Linked DNA regions of Homo sapiens: region 1 is linked to region 2. Evidence: read pairs that join two places in POLR2A ChIA-PET (ENCODE). Cell type or tissue: GM12878. All regions are shown on one strand. Links, peaks and the distances in the headings refer to the core of each region. The heading gives the core; the rest is flanking DNA. Region 1 overlaps VWA8 (von Willebrand factor A domain containing 8). Region 2 overlaps VWA8 (von Willebrand factor A domain containing 8).

Evidence for each region. ChIA-PET counts read pairs that join two places held together with the same protein. Peaks named below come from ENCODE experiments on the same cell type or tissue, not always from the same donor. Only the 100,000 strongest peaks of a DNase experiment are listed, where the experiment ranks them.
Region 1: POLR2A ChIA-PET joins it to region 2 with 5 read pairs; 2 of 35 experiments call an interaction of 5 or more read pairs at or near these places.

Annotation. Positions count from the first base shown.
Region 1 is chr13:41,925,559-41,934,929 of GRCh38, forward strand. All of the region lies in intron 2 of VWA8 (von Willebrand factor A domain containing 8), which reads right to left. It also overlaps the pseudogene KARS1P1. Among named protein-coding and RNA genes, the nearest start is that of VWA8, 31 kb to the right of the region's middle. In GM12878, for the core only: no CTCF peak of the experiment used is centred there; no DNase peak of the experiment used is centred there; H3K4me3 peaks cover 613 bases; H3K27ac peaks cover 790 bases.
Region 2 is chr13:41,807,009-41,816,379 of GRCh38, forward strand. VWA8 (von Willebrand factor A domain containing 8) reads right to left here. Exons shown (of 45, transcript NM_015058.2): 17 at 4,217-4,332. It also overlaps the pseudogene RN7SL515P. Among named protein-coding and RNA genes, the nearest start is that of VWA8, 150 kb to the right of the region's middle. RefSeq lists an enhancer at 5,904-5,953. In GM12878, for the core only: no CTCF peak of the experiment used is centred there; DNase peaks (open chromatin) are centred at 4,743 and 6,073; H3K27ac peaks cover 1,162 bases.

The DNA.
Region 1 (9,371 bases), core at 555-8,554, 120 kb after region 2:
AATTATAAGATGGACTTTTGGGTGGAGCCTTCTGGAAAGGTGGCAGTGGTACAGGGGGCTGAGGTGAAAGTGGATGGCAGCAAGCCAAAACTGAGCAAGAATGAGCTGAAGAGATCCCTGAAAGCCAAGAAGAAAGTGGCAGAGAAGGAGGCCAAGCAGGAAGAACTCAGTGAGAAAGTTAAACCAGGCCACAGCTGCTGTCACCAACCATACCACTGACAGTGGTGTGGGTACTGAGGAGAAGAGCCTGGACCCAAATCAACACTACAAGATCCATAGTCAGGCAGTTTATCAACTGAATGTCAATGGGGAACACCCATACCCACACAAGTTCCATGCAGACATCTCATTCAATGACTTCATCCAAGAATATAGTCACCAGCAGCCTGGGGGTCACCTGAATGATGTCACCTTAAAGGTGGCAGGTAGGATCCATGCTAAAAGAGCTTCTGAGGGAAAGTTCATCTTCTATGACCTTCAAGGAGAGGGGGTCAAGTTGCAAGTCATGGTGAATCCCAGAAATTATAAATCAGAAGAATTTATTCATATTAGTAAGAAACTGCATCAAGGAGACATAATTGGAGTTCAGGGGAACCCTGGGAAAACCAAGAAGGGTGAGCTGAGCATCATTCCTTATGAGATCACACTGCTGTCTCCCCACATGCATATGTTACCTCATCTTCACTGTGGCCTCAAAGACCAGGAAACAAGGTATCATCAGAAATACTTGGACTTGATACTAAATGATTTTGTGAGGCAGAAATTTATCATCTGCTCTAAGATCATCACATGTATAAGAAGTTTCTTGGATGAACTGGGATTCCTAAAGATTGAAACTCCCATGGTGAACATCATCCCGGGGGAGCTGTGGCCAAGCTTTTCATCACTTATGACAATGCGCTGGACATGAGAATTGCTCCGGAACTCTATCATAAGATGCTAGTGGTTGGTGGCACCAAGCAGATTTATGAAACTGGATGCCAGTTCCAGAATGAAGGGATTGATTTGAGGCACAATCCTGAGTTCACCACCTGCGAGTTCTATATGGCCTATGCAGACTACCACAATCTCTTGGAAATCACAGAGAAGATGGTTTCAGGGATGGTAAAGCATATTACAGGCAGTTACAAGGTCAGCTACCACCCAGATGGCCCATAGGGCCAGGCCTATGATACTGACTTCACCCCACCCTTCCAGAGAATCAGCATGGTAGAAGAACTTGAGAAAGCCCTGGGGGGTAAAGCTGCCAGAAACTAACCTCTTTGAAACTGATGAAACTTGCAAACTTCTTAATGATATCTGTGTGGCAAAAGCTGTTGAATGCCCTCTACCTTGGACCACAGCCAGGCTCCTTGACAAGCTTGTAGGGGAGTTCCTGGAAATGATTTGCATCAATCCTACATTAATCTGTGATCATCCACAGATAATGAGCGCTATGGCAAATGGCACCGCTCTAAAGAGAATCTGTCCAAGCACTTTGAGCTGCTTGTCATGAAGAAAGAGATAAGCGATGCCTAAACTAAGCTGAATAATCCTGTGCCGCAGCAGCGGGTTTTTGAACAACAGGCCAAAGCCAAGGCCACAGGTGATGATGAGGCCATTTCACAGATGAAAACTTCTGTACTGCCCTGGAATACGTACAGGCATGGGCATTGACCAAGTCACCATTTTTCTCAAAAGATTCCAACAACATCAAGGAAGTACTTCTATTTCCTGCTATAAAACCCAAAGACAAGGAGAATGTAGCAACCACTGATATGCTGGAAAGCACAACAGCTGGCACTTCTGTCTAGAAAATAATAATTGCAAGTTGTATAAGTCAAGCATCTTTGCACATCTGCAAAAGATCAAGGTCTGCAAGGGAATTCTTGTGTGTTGCTTTCCATTTGACTACCACAGTTCCATTCAGCCATCAGAAGAGAGACAAGGAATTAAGAATTTCTTTTTATTCCTTGTTACCAAATAAACCATTTGTCTCCTCTCAAAAAAAAAAAACTATAAGATGTTTTATGTAAGCCTCATCATACCTGCAAAACAAAAAAGTATAGCAGATACAAAAACAATACAGAGAAAGAAATCAAAGCATAGTGTTATAGAAAATCATCAAATCACAGAGGGTAACAACAGAGAAAGAAAGGAACAAAGGATCTACAAAACAGCCAGAAAACAAATAACACAATGGAAACAGTGAGTCCTTACCTATAAATAATTATCTTGAATGTAAATAAATTATCTAAGAGTGGCTGCATGGATTTAAAAAAAGGGGGGAATTCAATTATATGCTGCCTACAAGAGACCCACTTTAGCTTTAAGGACAGACAGGACAAATGTAAAGGGATGGAAGAAGATAAGATATTCTATGGAAATGGTAACCAAAAGAAAGCATGAATGGCTATACTAATATCTAATAAAATAGACTTCACGTCAAATTCTGTCACAAGAGACAAAGAAGGTCATTATTTAATAATAAAGGAGTAAATTCTTCAAGGGAACATAACAATTATAAATATATATTCACCCAACACTGTAGCACCTAAATACATTAAAGCAAATATTAATGGACATGAAGAGATAAAGAGCAATACAATAATCATAGAGGACTTCAATTCTCAATTTTCAACAAAGGATATATCAACCAGACAGAAAATTGATAAGGAAATACTGAGTTTGAATTGCACCTTAGACCAAATAAGCCTAACAGACATATTTGAAATTTTTCATCCAACATCAGCAGTATACACATTTATCTCTAGCATACATGAAATGGTCTCCAAAATTGTCCATGTTAGGCCAGAAAACAAGCCTTAACAAATTTAGAAAACCAAAATCATATCTAGTATCATTTCAGATCATAATGATATGAAACTAGAAAACAGTAACAGGAAGAATCCTGGAAAATTTACAAATATGTGAAAATGAAACAACATGCTCTTGAACAACCAGTGGGCCAAGAAGAAACCAAAAGGGAAATTTTAAAATATCTTGAGACAAATGACAATGGAAACACAGCATGCCAAAACCTGTGGGATGTAGCAAAAGCAGTTCTAAGAGCAAAGTTTACAGCAATAGATGCCTACATTAAAAAGATTCTGAACAGTTGAACGTTATGCCTCAAGAACTCGAAAAAAAGAAATAAACCCAAAGTTAGCAGAAGAAAGGAAATAAACATCATAACAGAAATAAATCAAATAGAAAACAGAAAAACCATAGACAGAATCAACAAAACTAAGAGGTTTTTTGAAAAAATAAAACTGATAAACCTTCAGCTTGTTTAAGGGAAAAAAAAAAGAGAAGACTCAAATAAATAAAAAGTGAAAGTAAAGACATTACAACAGATGCCTCAGGAATAAAAAGGAACATAAGGGACACAAATAAATGGAAAATATCCCATGTCCATTAATATTGTGAAGATGTATATACTATCCAAAGCAGTATACAGATTCCATGCAATACCTTTCAAAATCCCAATGGCATTCTTCACAGATAGAAAAAACAATCCTAAAATATATGTGTAAAAATACAAAAGATCTCAAATAGCCAACATTTCTGAGAAAGAAAAACAAACTTGGAAACATCACACTTCTTGACTTTAATTTTTTTTTTTTTTTTTTTTTTGAGATAGGGTCTCACTCTGTCACTCAGGCTGGAGTGCAGTGGCACAATCATAGCTCACTGCAGTCTCAACCTCCCAGGCTTAAGCAATCCTCCCACCTCAGTCTCCCAAGTAGCTGGGGCTACAGGTGTGTGCCACCACATCCAGCTAATTAATTTTTTTATAGAGACAGGGCCTCACTATGTTGCCATGGCTGATCTTGAACTCCTGGGCTAGAGCAATCCTCCTGCCTTGGCCTCCCAAGGTACTGGGATTACAGGCATGATCCACAGCACTCAGCCCTGTGTTACAAATTATGTGTGTATCAAAATATCACACTTACCCCAGAAATATGTGCAACTAGTATGTATCAGTTTTTAAAAAGGTATGATACTGGCAAAAAAAAGACAGACACATAGACCAGTATAACAGCATAAAGAGCCTAGAAATAAATTCAAACATATACAGTCAACCAATTTTTGACAAGGGCATCAAGGACCCAATGGGGAAAGGATAGTCTCTTCAATAAATGGTGCTGAGAAAACTGGATTTCCACAGGCAAAAGAATGAAATCAGACCTTTAACCTATACCATATACAAAAATCAACTCTAAATGTAAGACCTGAAATATAAAATTCCTAGGAAAAAAGCTCCTGGACATTGGCCTTGGCAATGATTTCTTTTTTATTATCTCAACCAAAAGCTCAAACTACAAAAGCAAAAACAAATAAGTGAGACTACATAAAACTAAAAATCTTTTGCACAGCATAGAAAACAATCAACAAAATGAAAAGGTAACTTATCAATTAGGAAAAAAACATTTGCAATCCATATATCTGGTGAGGGGCTAATATCCAAATTTATAAAGAATTCATATAATTCAATAGTAGAAAAACAACCCAATTTAAAAATGGGCAAAGGATTTGAATTCTCCAAAGAAGGTGTAAAAATGGCCAACAGGTATATGAAAAGGTGCTCAACATCATTAAATCAGGAGTCAGGGAAATACAAATCAAAACCACAATGAGATACCACCTCACATGTGTTAGCACGGCTATTATCAAAAAATCAAAAGATAAATGTCGGCAAGGGTGTGGAGAAAAGAGTGCGCACTGTTGGTAGACATGTAAATTGGTACAGCCATAATGGAAAACAATGTGGCCATTTCTAAAGAAATTAAAACTAGAAATACTATATGACTCAGCAATTCTTCTGGATATATACCCAAAGGAAATAAAATCACCTCATAAAGATATCTGTACTCCATGTTCGTTGAAGCACTATTCACAATAGCAAAGATACGGAAACAACCAAAATGTCAATGGATAAATGAATAAAGAAACCATGATACAGGTTGAGCAGCTCTAATCCCAAAATCATTAATTCAAAATACTCTAAAATCTGAAATGTTCTGAGTGTCGACATGACACCACAGGTGAAAAATTCCACACATTTGACTGCATGTGATAGGTCGCAGTCAAAAAGCAGGCATTCAACACCCAATTTACTAAGCATCCCCAAGGGAAAAACAGAACTACCTTCAGGCTACGTGTATAAGATATACATTAAACACAACTGGACTTCATGTTTAGAGTTGGGTCCCATCCCCGCAATGTCGCAAATATTCAAAAATTTTTAAAAATCTGAAATGCAAAATAACTCTGGTCCCAAGCATTTCAGATAAGGGATGGTCAGCTTGTATATCTACACAATATTTAGGCCAGGCACGGTGGCTCACGCCTGTAATCCCAGCACTTTGAGAGGCCGAGGCGGGCGGATCACGAGGTCAAGAGATTGAGACCATCCTGGCCAACATGGTGAAACCCCGTCTCTACTAAAAATACAAAAATTAGATGGGCATGGTGGCGCACGCCTGTAGTCCCAGCTACTCAGGAGACTGAGGCAGGAGAATCGCTTGAACCCGGGAGACGAAGGTTGCAGTGAGCCGAGATTGCGCCACTGCACTCCAGCCTGGGCAACAGAGTGAGACTCCGTCTCAGGGGAAAAAAAAAAAAAAAAAAAGAATATTTATTATTCAGCCTTTAAAAAGAAGGAAATCTTACCACTTGCCACAACATGAATGAAGTTGGAGGACATTATGCTAAGAGAAATAAACCAGACCCAGGGTTAAAAAAAAAAAAAAAAAAAAAAAAACCCCTACATGAGCTCACTTATATGTGGAATCTGGTTGGGGCGGTGGGGTGCAGGGGGAGTAAAAAACACAGAGATACAGAAAAAAAACATTGGTTACCAGGGGTAGGGGTGGGTAGGAAATGGGGAGATACAGGTCAGAGTATTTAAATAGCAGATATGTAAGATGACCAAGTCTAGAGATCTAATGTACAATATGAGGACTATAAGTAATAAAACTGTACTGTGAAATTGTATTGAAATTCCTCCTAAATGAGTAGTTTTTAGCTGCTTTTGCCAAACCAAAAAAAACATGAGTAACTATGTGAGATGATGGATATGTTAATTTGCTTCACTATAGTAACCATTTTACTATCTATATATATCTCATAACATCATGTTATATGTTACATATAAAAAATTAAAAAAAAAACTAACACATGGGCAAAGAAGAAATTAAAAGGGAAATTACAAAGCTTTTTGAACTGAATGAAAGTGAAAACAATGTATCAAAAATTTTAGCATTCCACTAAAGCTGTACTTGGGGAAAATTTTACAGCACTAATTGCCTATCCTGAGAAAACTGAAGTGTTTCCAATTAATGGCTTCAGCTTCTGCCTTAAAAGACTAGAAAAAGAAGAGAAAATGAGATCCAAAGAAAGAAAATAATATTCATCATAGCTTAAAAATCAATGCAATAGAAAACAAAAACACAAAGAAAAATGAATGAAACCAAAAGCTTGTTCTCTGAGACTAACAATAAAATTGACAAACCTCTGGTCAGACTATTAAGAGAGAGAAGACACAATTCACCAACATCATGAATGACAGAGAGACAGACAGACAGAAAATACAGATACTTCAGATATTAAAAGGATAATAAGTGGATATTGTTAAAAAAAAAACACTTATGCTAATGTATTCCACAACTTAGAAGAAATGAACAAAGTCCTTAAAAGAGTCAGCTCCTTTTTTAGTTGACACAATTAGGGATAACTTGAATGACTATATCTATGAAAGAAACTGAATTTACAGTTAATAACCTCCCGAAAAGAAAACCCTGGGCCAAGATGGCTTCACTGATGAATTCTACCAAACATTTAAGAAAAAATATCAATTTTATACAAATTCATTCAGAAAATTGAAGAGGAGGAAATTATTCCCAATTCATTCTATGAGGTCAGTATTACCCTCATATCGAAATCTGACAAAGACATGACAAGTAAGGAAAGCTGCAGATCAATATCCTTCATAGAGATGTACAAATCCTAAACAAAATGTTCACACACTGAGTCCAATAATATATAAAAAGACTCACACATTGTTACCAAGAGGGTCTTATCCCAGGAATGAGAAGTTGAAAAGTTAGCTTAACATCTGAAAATCAATCAATGTAATTCACCACATTAATAAACAAAAAAGAAAAAGAAAAAAAAACACAAGATCATATCAAAAGACACGGAAAAAGCACTTGATGACATCCAACATCTCTTCCAGATTAAAAACTCTAAGCAAACTATGAATAGAAAAAAACGTCCTTAACTTGATAAAGAACATCCTAAACCTTTACCTAACCTACTTAAAAATGAAAGACTAAAAACCCTTTCCCCCAACATCCGGAATAAGACGTTCTCTCTCATAACTTCTATTCAACATATTTTAATGTTTTATATAATAAATTACATATTAAAGAGATTTTAGCAAGTACAATAAGGTAAACACATAAAAGAAATCAGAAACATCCAGATTGGAAAGGAAAAAGTAGAGCTGTCTTTATTTATGGACATGATTGTTTATATAGAAAATGTGATGCAATCTACAAAAACAAGCTCTAGAACTAATAAGCGAGTTTTGCACGGCCTCAAGATTCAAGATTAGTATACAAAAATCAACTGTACTTCTATGTTTAAGTTAAAAAGACAATATCATTTACAATAACATCAAAAAGTATGAAATACTCAAAGCATAAAGCTGACAAAACATATGCAAGACCTGTACACTGAAAACAATACAACATTGCTGAGAGAAATTAAAGATCTAAATAGAGAAATATATCTTGTTCATGAGTTGGAAGTTTCAATAATATTAAGATAGCAATTATCTCCAAAATGATCTACAGATTTAATGCAATCCCCATTAAAAATCCCAGCAGGCTTTTTTGTTGTTTTATAAATTGACAAGTTGATTACAAATCACATATAGATGCAAAGAACTTAGAATAACCAAAACAACTTTTTAAAAGAACAAAGATGGAGAACTAACATTATCTGATTTCCAGACTAATTGTAAAGCTACAGTAGTCAAAACAGTGAGGCACTGATGTCAAGACAGAAAAATAGATCAATGGAACAGAACAGAGTCTAAAAACAGACTCACAATACACACAGGCATCAGACTTCTGACATAACTACAAAGGCAATTCAGTGAAGAAAGGATAGTCTTGTCAGGAAATGGAGCTGAAATAACTGGATATCCATATGCAAAAAATAAACTTTGACCCATACCCTATGCCACATACAAGAATTAACTCAAAAAAGGATGACAGACACAAATGTAAAATGCACAAGTACAACTACATCTAGAAAAAAATGAGAAAAGAAGTCTTTGTGACCCTCGGTTAACAAAGATTTTTTAGGATTTCTTAGGTGACACCAAAAGCACAATCCATAAAAGTAAAAACTTAGTAAGTTGGACTTCATTAAAATTTAAAACTCCTGCTCTTCAGAGAACACTATTAGGAGAATAAAAAGATAAGTCATAGACTAGAATAACATATTTGCAAATCTTATATCTGATAAAGTCCTTATATCCAGACTATATAAAGAAAAAGCAACTCAAAAAAAAAAAAACCACAAACAGCCCACCCAAAATGTAGGCAAAGATTTGACCAGACACTTTACAAAAGATATAAAGATGATAAATAAACACAGAAATAGATGCCTAACATCTTTAGTCACTAGGAAATGCAATTTAAAATCACTGTGAGATACTACTACATAACTATTTTAATGGTTAAAATTCAAAAGTCTGACCACACCAAGAGCTGGCAAGAATATGGAGGAACTGGAACTCTGATACACTGCTGGTGGAAATGTAAAATGATACAACCACTGTGGAAAACAGAATGGCATTTCTTAAAAAGTTAAACATCTACCGCATGATGCAGGTATTTACACAAGAAAAAAGAAAGCCTATGTCCATACAAAGACTTGTACATCAATGTTGAGAGCAGCTTTATTTCTAAGAGCCTATAACAACCCAAATGTCTACCAACATGTGGATATAGAAACAAATTGTAATATATCCATACAATGGAATACCACTTAGAAAGAAAAAAACTCAAAATCATTATGCTGAGTGATAAAAGCTAGACAGAAAAGTATATATGTTGTATGACTCCATTTATATAAAATTCTAGAAAATCCGAATAAATCTACAAAGCAGATTAATGATTCCTAGGCAATGGAGGAACCAGGAAACATTACAAAGAGGCACAAGTAAGCTTTTTGGGGAGATAAATTTATTTGATCAGTATTTTGATTATAGTAATGTTTCCTGGTTATATACATATGTAAAAACATCAAATTATACATTCTAAATATGTGCAGTGTATTGCATGTCAGTTATACCTAATAATACTGTTTTTAAA
Region 2 (9,371 bases), core at 165-8,164:
TTAGAACTGTTACCACAGAAATACAAAGGATCATTAGAAGCTACCATGAGAAACTATATGCCAACACATCGGAACACCAAGAAGAAACGGAGAAATTCTTAAACACACACAACCTCTCAAGATTGAACTACGAAGAAATAGAAAATGTGAACAAACCAATAACAAGTAACGAGATTGACACCATAACAAAAAGTCTTCAGCAAAGAAAAGCCTGGGCCCTGATCGCTTGCCTGCTGAATTTGACCAAACATTTATAGAAGAACTAATACCAATCCTACTGAAACCATTCTGAAAAATAGAGGAGGAGGGAATATTTCCAAACTTGTTCTACAAGGCCACTATTACCCTGATACCAAAACCAGAGAAGACACATCAAAAAAAAAGAAAACTACAGGCCAATATCCTTGACAAATGTTGATGCAAAAATCCTCAATAAAATAGTAGCAAGCCAAACTCAACAACACATTATAAAGATCATTCATCATGACCAAGCGGGATTTATGCCAGGGATGCCAGCATGGTTAAACACATGCATATCAGTCAATGTGATGCATCATATCAACAGAAGGTAAAACAAAAACCATGTGATCACTTCAATTGATGCTGAAAAAGAATTTTATAAAATTCAACATCCCTTCATGATGAAAACCCTCCAAATGATGAGGATAGCTGGGCACAGTGGTGCATGCCTGTAGTCCCAGCTACTCAGGACACTGAGGCAAGAGAATGGCTCGAGCCCAGGCGTTCTGGGTTGTAATGCACTATACTGACTGGGTATCTGCACTAAGTTCAGCATCAATATGGTAATCTCCCAGGAGCGGGGAACCACCAGGTTGCCTAAGGAAGAGTGAACTGGCTCAGGTCAGAAAAAGAGCCAGTCAAAACTCCTGTGTCGATCAGCAGGGAGATCGCGCCTGTGAATAGCCACTGCACTACGATCCGTTGTCTACAACAAGCACACTTCACATATGATGATACATAGACTGAAAATAAAGGGACAGAAAAAAATATTCCATGTCAAATGAAACAAACCAACAAACAAAAAACAGGAGTCACTATACTTATATCAGACAAAATAGACTTCAAGACAAAAACTATACAGCCTGGCAACAAAGTGAGACTCCATATTTAAAATCACTAACAAAATAAAAATAAACTTTTTTAAAAAAACACTGAGTATAGAAGGAACATACCTCAACACAATGAAAGCCATATATGACAGACCTACAGCTAGTATCATACTTGTGTTAGTCCGTTTTTGTACGACTATAAAGAAATATCTGAGACTGAGTAATTCATAAAGAAAAGAACTTTAATTGGCTCATGGTGCTGTACAGGACACATGACGCTGGCATTTTCTTGTCTTATGGGGAGGCTTTAGGAAACTTAAAATCATGGCAGAAGGCAACGGGGGAACAAGCACTTCACATTGTCAGAGCAGGAGAAAGAGAGAGAGGCAGGGAGGTACCACAAACTTTTAAACAACCAGATCTCATGAGAACTCACTCACTGTCATGAGACCATCACCAAGGGGAAATCCACCCCCATGATCCAGTCATCTCCCACCAGGCCCCACCTCCAACACTGGGGATTAGAATTAGACACAAGATTTGGGCAGGGACACAGATCCAACCCATATCAATACTGAATCGGAAAAACTGGAAGCCTTTCCTCTAAGATCTGAAACAAGGCAAGGATACACACTTTCACCTCTGTTATCCAACACAGTAGTGGAAAACCTACCTAGAGCAACTGGATACAAGAGAGAAATGAAAAGTACTCAAACTGGAAAGGAAAAAATTACATTATCCTTGTTTGCAGATGATATGAGCTTATACTTGAAAAAAAAACCTAAAGACTCCAACAGAAACCTATTAGAATTGATCAACAAATTCATTAAAGTTGCAGGACACAAAATCAACATACAAAAATCAGTAGCGCTTCTGTATGTCAAAAGTGAACAATGTGAAAAAGAAATAAAAAAAGTAATCCAATTTACAACAGCTACAAATAAAATAATATATATAAGAATAAACTTAACCAAAGAAGGGAAAGACCCCTACAATGAAAACTATAAAACACTGATGGAGGAAATTGAAGAGGATGCTAAAAAATGGAAAGATATTCCATATTTATGGATTGGAACAATCAATGCTGTTAAAATGTCCATACTACCACAAACAATCTACAGATTAAATGCAATCCCTATCAAAATATTAATGACATTCTTTACAGAAATAGAAAAATAATCCTAAAATTTATATGAAACCACAAAGACCCAGAATAGCCAAAGCCATCTTGAGCAAAAAGAACAAAACTGAACCAATCATATTACCTGACTTCAAATTATACTATAGAGCTATGTAACCAAAACAGCATAGTACTAGCATAACAGATACATAGACCAATGGAACAGAATAGAGAACCCAGAAACAAATCCATACACCTACAGTGAACTCATTCTTGACAAATGTGTCAAGACCATACATTGGGGAAAGGAGAGTTTCTTCAATAAATGGTGCTGGGAAAACTGGATATCCATAAGCAGAAGAATGAAAGTAGACCCTATCTCTTGCCATATACAAAAATCAAATCAAAATGGATTAAGAATTAAATCTAAGACCTCAAACTATGAAACTACTAAAAGAAAGCATTGGAAAAACTCTCCAAGACATTGGTCAGGACAAATATTTCTTAAGTAATTCCCCACAAGCATAGGCAACCAAAGCAAAAATGGGACAAATAGGATCACATTGAGTTAAAAAGCTTCTTGGGCAGCAAAGGAAATTGTCAATGAAGTGAAGAGACAACCCACAGAATGGGAAAAAATATTTGCAAATCATCCATCTGACAAGGGATTGATAAAATATATGAATTTAAACAACTCAGTAGGAAAAAGCCTAATAATCTGATTATACAATGCATGAAAGATCTGAATAGAAATTTCTCAAAAGAAGAGATACAAATGGCACACAGGTATATGAAAAGGTACTCAACATCACTGATGACTAGAGAAATGCAAATCAAAACTATAATGAGGTATCACCTCACCCCAATTAAAATGGCTTTTATCCAAAAGATAGGCAATAACAAATACCAGCAAGTAAGTGAAGAAAAGGGAACCCTTGTACACTGTGGGTGGAAATGTAAATTAGTATAACCACTATAGAGAACTATATGGAGTTCCTCAAAAAAAGAAGAAAAAAAAATAACTAGAACAACCATATGACACACCAATCCTAGGTATAGGCTAGGTATATGCCCGGTATATGCCCAACAGAAAGAAAATCCATATATTGAAGAGAGGTCTGTGCTACCATGTTTATTGAAGCACTATTCACAATAGCTAAGATTCGGAGGCAACCTAAGTGTTCATCAACAGACAAATGGATAATGTTGTACACACACACAATAGAGTACTGTTCAGCCATAAAAAAGAATGAATGAAGTTCTGTCATTTGCAACAACATGGATGGAACTACAGCACATTATTTAAACTGAAATAAGCCATGCATAGAAAGACAAACTTCACATGTTTTCACTCATTTCTAAAAGCTAAAAATTAAAACAATAGAATTCACAAAGAGAGACTAGAAGGATGGTTACCAGAGGTGGGAAGGGTAGTGAGAATTGGGGAAGGGAATGGTTAATGGGTACAAAAACATAGATAGAATGAAGATCTAGTATTTGATAGCATAACAAGGTGACTATAGTCAACAATTTATTGTTCATTTTTAAGTAACTAAAAGTATAATTGGAACGTTCATAATGCAAAGAAATGATAAATGCTTAGGGTGATAGATATGGCATTCACCCTGTTGTGATTATTACATATTCTATGCCTGTATCAAAGTATCTCATGTACCCCATAAATATATACTGACCATGTACCCATACAAATTAAGGATAAAAATTTATTTTATTTTATTTTATTTTTAATAAATAAAAGAGGTTTTATTTTGGCTCATGGTTCTGCAGGCTGTACAGGAAGCATAGTACCAACATCTGCTTCTGGTGATGCTGGGACCAAAAATTAATTTTAAAAGATAATATGTTGTATTAAATAAGTTCTAATCAGTGAAGGCAAGGCTGAAATAGCTCTACATTCAGACCAATATATTTTGAAGAATTGGGAATATGCACCATCAGTTAAACTTATCTTATAGTTTTAGTGAAGATCCAGAAACTTACACGCAGTGAGAAAGAATATGTTTACCTGGAAAGGCAGGCTTTAGTAACAGCACTGTGAAGATTTTCATTAGGATACTGTGACAGCCGACGAGAAATTCGCAACAGTTGTCTGGTAGAAAGTGATGCCGCTAATGATTGTGCCTATCAAAAGACAAATACATTGTGTTAAGAGTCTTGTTTCAACTTGCTAAAGTCCCTTTAGATGGATATCACAGCAGAATTCATTATTACTGAAGGGGTAAGGCCAAACTTAAAGTATGTGCTGTTAATTAATTACAAATCAAAATAAACAGAAACCAATTTACACTTAAAACATCCTTGAAGATAGTTTTTAAAAAATCTAAAGTATTTATCAATTAAATTTAATTAATGTATTTTAATTGTGCTAAGTTGGAGATGGGAGGGGCAATGGGGGAAGGATGTTACATAACAAAGGTCACACTGGACTTAGGCTGTATGATTGACTGTTCACTTTTTCTCCTTACACAAAGCCAAGGTGTTAAGATACCACGGAAATGTTTAAAGCTTTAAGCAAATCGGTGGTTTCTAAAATAGCCAAAAAGAGTTGTAAACAATTTAGGCTGTTGGCCACAGAGGTGTCAACCAATTTGTCACTTGTGCTGCAGCTTGCTGTTTTGAATCCTTCCCCTATGCTGTCAGAATACTTTCACTTTGCTATATTACATTTCCCAAAATTCCACGAATAGAGTTGCTAGTACAGAACTCAGGACATGGTCAGTACTCAATAAATATTTGTTGAAATTCTTTTGGCAGGCAGCATAACATAATGGTAAAGTTTATAGGCTTTTGAATCAGATAAGTCGGTATCCTATTTATTAGCTGTGTTACCTTGGCAAATTACTTAACCTTTCCAAGGCTCAGTTCCCTCAACTTTAAAATGGCAATAGTAATGCCCTCACCTTTAAGGTTGTTATGAAGGTTAAATTAGAAAATGATTCTAAAGTGCTTAGCACATGTCACACACATATGGGTGCTCAACGAATGGCAACAACTGTTATTTAAAAATCAGCCTCTTCAAAATGAAAACAAAAAACCCAGCAGAGAAAGGTGATGGGACCTACATATTAGCATATATTTAGTAAATGAGATTATTACTGGCCTAATTCCTAACTTAGATCAGCAGCATTAGAAGACAGTGATTATCACTGAAAACCACAGGACAGAAGCACTTTTGAAGCAACTGGACCTTTGGGAGGGCAAGGCAGGTCAGTATGAAATGTCACAGAGGGTGATAAGGGCAGTAAAGTGGCCCTGAGAACTCAAGGGCCTAGAAAAGAGGACTCTATGAAATTAACAAAGGGTTCAGAATGGATGAGGGGAGAATGTCAAAGACACACTGCACATTTGCTTGTTTTAATGTTCCACCTAAGGTCATCTCCGTATGTCCCAAAGAAGAAAAAAATAATTTATTTATCCTTCCTTGTGTATTTCACATCTCCATAAGATATTGGTTTGCTGTTAGTATTCTATCTCAGCTACAACATTAGTATTATATTTCCTTTGGGAATTAGGTTGGAAGCATGACCACCACATATCCTTTCTTCTATTAAAAAACACATTCTAAGTTTCAAAGAACTCAATTACAAGCAGACATTGGTCCATTCTTGTTTTCAATTAATTTGCATTCCAGATATGGAGACAATATTCAAATATAATAAATCATAAATTACAATTCAAAATAGTATATACTTCAATGCTAAAATAAGTGGAACAGTAGACAGCTGTTATAGGCAGTTAAAATATTCAAATGGGCATGAGAAATCCTCTCATCAAAGGCATGAAAGCAAAAGTAATGGAACCACAAGTAGAACATGAGGAAATGAGACCAGCTTTACTAGAAGGTCCTGCTGGAAGGCTTGCTCTCAAACAACAAAGACCTATGAATGACACTCTGACGGGTTTGGCTTTATTCTTAAAGGCACTAGGATTCTGCTATGTGTAAAGTCGTAACATGATTTTCAAATCAGGTTATTACTAGCCTACTTCCTAATTTAAATCAGCAGCAGCATAGAAAGTGGATGAAGGACAGAGAGAACTGAGACAGGAAACAGAAAGCTACTTCAATAATCTGCCTATAAAAGGAAAAAGTCCTACAGTAAGGTTATGGCAACAAGAATGGAGAGGTAGGATACAACAAACTTGGCAACTGACTTGCTATGAGAAAGAAACATGTATTGAGGATAAAATTCAGGCAATGTGACTGATATCAAAAGTCAAATATAACTCAGAAATTCCCATTTTTAATACCTAGGACCATGAAAAATTCATATTTTAATCATAAAAAATATTTGACAAATGACTCTAACCAGAGGATTCTTATAAGAGTCCTGTTAAACCATAGGGTATAACATTCTAATCTCATTCTAAGCATGACACTGAATTCAGGCTTCACATTTCATTCCAGTCATCAATAAGGAATGCTCATATATTTGAACACCAATTCTCCAGTTCTTCTAGTTGAAAGCACCAAAATGCTTTGCAGTAATAACCAGGGTTGAGAAAATGAGAGATAAGCTTTGTGTTGAGCCATTTAAGTGTTGAATAAAGGGTTTGGTAATCTCTGCTCTCACATTATTATCAATTAAAAATTGAGAGTATACTTTAAAAATTCCTAATGTATTTAACATTTATATCAAATTTCTAACTGCAGTTTTATCTTGCAAAAAAAAAGGGGGGCGGTGAAGATATGAAGCACATTCCCCTAGTTACCATGGTTATACAGTTTAAGAGTACACCTCGAAGGGGTTGTTCATATTAACATGATTAGTAATACTTCAGCTTAAAAACATAAAGGTTCTCATCAGAAATTATTAAACATTATTTTTCTATTCTTCATTTTTATAAAAGAATGAAAATGTAGCATGTTCTAAAGGAGAGAAAACTCTAGGGACAATCTGTTAATAAAATTTTAATTAATCAATTTATTCATTAATTCACCAAAGATTTAAGTGTCTATTATGTGCCAGGCCGCAGGCTGGGAAATGGGACTTAGTCTCAAGGAGCTCAAATAGCAACTGGGGAAATAAAAGTAAATTATAATACAACTGCAATAGGTCAACAATATATAATACAACTTGCAAATATATGTCAAGTGTCATGAAAGCAGATTGGAGATATTAGTTACTGCTGCCTAAGGGGGCTGAGAGAGACTTAAGAGAAGAGAGAAACTAAGGGACAACTGGATGTAGGGAAAGCACATTCTAGGCATTATCTAAGGCAGAGACATTTGAGTATAAGCGGTATTAGAAAATAGCAAGAAGCTAAGTGTGGGAAGAGCTGAGGATGCTTCAAGAGAGTTTGTAGAAACTGAGGCCTGATGAGCAGCTTAGGGTCAGAGGGAACTCAGCAGGCATGTTTAGCAGGCTGTCTTCAGTCTACAGGCAAAGAGAGTCAATCCCTTAACGGTTTTAAACAAGGGGAAGAACTTAGGAAATGGATTTGGGAAAGATCATTCCAGGGACAATATGGAAGATTCATCCATCCATTTATTTAACAGATACTTGTGGAATACATTACTAATCTCTAACTTTGTTCTCTGTAGTATTGCCAACATTTGCAACTTTGCACAGTAGGAACACTGTGCAAATCAGGAATAGCTACTGTGCAAAGTTCCAGATGCTGGGGAGACTACAGGGAACAAAGAAAAAACCCCTGCAATCCTGGAACTGAAATCCGAGAGAAGGAAGATAGACAACAAAAAATTAGTGAGTAAAACATACATTATGTCAAAGAGTAAGAAGCCCTATAAAGAATCTTAAAGCAGAAAGAGGGATAGAAATAAAATGGAATAGAAATTTGACTCTAGAGAGCTTCAGGAAGGCCTCACAGAAAAGGTGACCACCTGAGCAAATCCCAAAAAGGAAAGTGAGTAAACATGCAGCTATCCAGGGAAGAATAATCTAGGTAGAGGAAAACACCAAGTGGCAAAGGCCCTGAGGCAGGCACTAGTAAGTTCAAGGAAAAACAAAGACACCACTGTAGCTAAAAACAATGGGTAAAGGAGAAAGTATTTGGAATGAGGCCCCAGAGGGGGATTAAGTATTTGGAATGAGGCCCCAGAGGGGACCTGTGACAGCCAGAAAGTGACCACCCTTATCCTCCCAAAAATCCACATCCTAATCTCTGGAAACTGTCAATGTTACTTTCTATGGCAAAATTGACTTTGCAAATAAGATTAAGATAAGGATTTTGAGATGTGGAGATTATGTTGCACTATGTGTGTGGACCCTAAATGTAATCCTCCTTGTAGGAGGGAGAAAGAGGGAGATTTGACACAAACACAGGGGAGAAGGTAATGTAAAGATGAAGGCAGGATTGATATGGTGAGTCCACTAGTCAAGGAATGCTGGCAGCCACCAAAACCCAGAAGGGGCAAGGAATAGATTCTCCCCTGGAGCCTCCGATGGAGTGCAGCCTTGCTGACACTTTGATTCTGGCTCAGTCATACTGATTTCAGACTTTTGTTGTCCAGACAAAGAAAAAATAAATTTCTATTATCTTAAGCCATCAATTTATGGTAACTTGTTACAATAGCAACAGGAAATTACTAGAGAGTCATATGATGAATGAATTATTGGTAAAGAAGGCAGTCAAGAGGATATAATATTCCAGGAGAAAGATTATGAAATCCACTACTAGGACAGTTACTGACAATAGATAAGAGAACAGATGAGACATCAAGATGCTTAACTGGTGAGATTTGTTTTCAGATTAAGTAAAGACAGCAGGAAAGCAAGGAATCAACAATGATGTCTAGGTTTCTAATTTAGGTAATTTGGCAGCTAGATTATCAACAAAGTCAAGAAATTAAATCAAGAATAGGAACAGATTTAAAATGGAAAGACAGTTTAGTTGTACAAGATATGTGAATTTACAATGATCTCGGTGTATCCAGGGGGAAAGTGAAAGAAATTAACATTTAGTAAGCAGTTACTAAGAAGGAGATTCTTTACACACATTTTTATGTTTAATCATTGAGACCATTTTATGCGGTAGATGGTACTGTTCCCGTTCCCATTTTACAGATGAGAACACTGAGACTTACAGAGTTAAACAGTGACAGCCCTCTATCTTTCTAACATGCCATCTGGGAATGGAAATACAAGTCAATCAGAAATGAGAAGTTAGAAGCTGAACATAAAGATGTAGGCATTAACTTG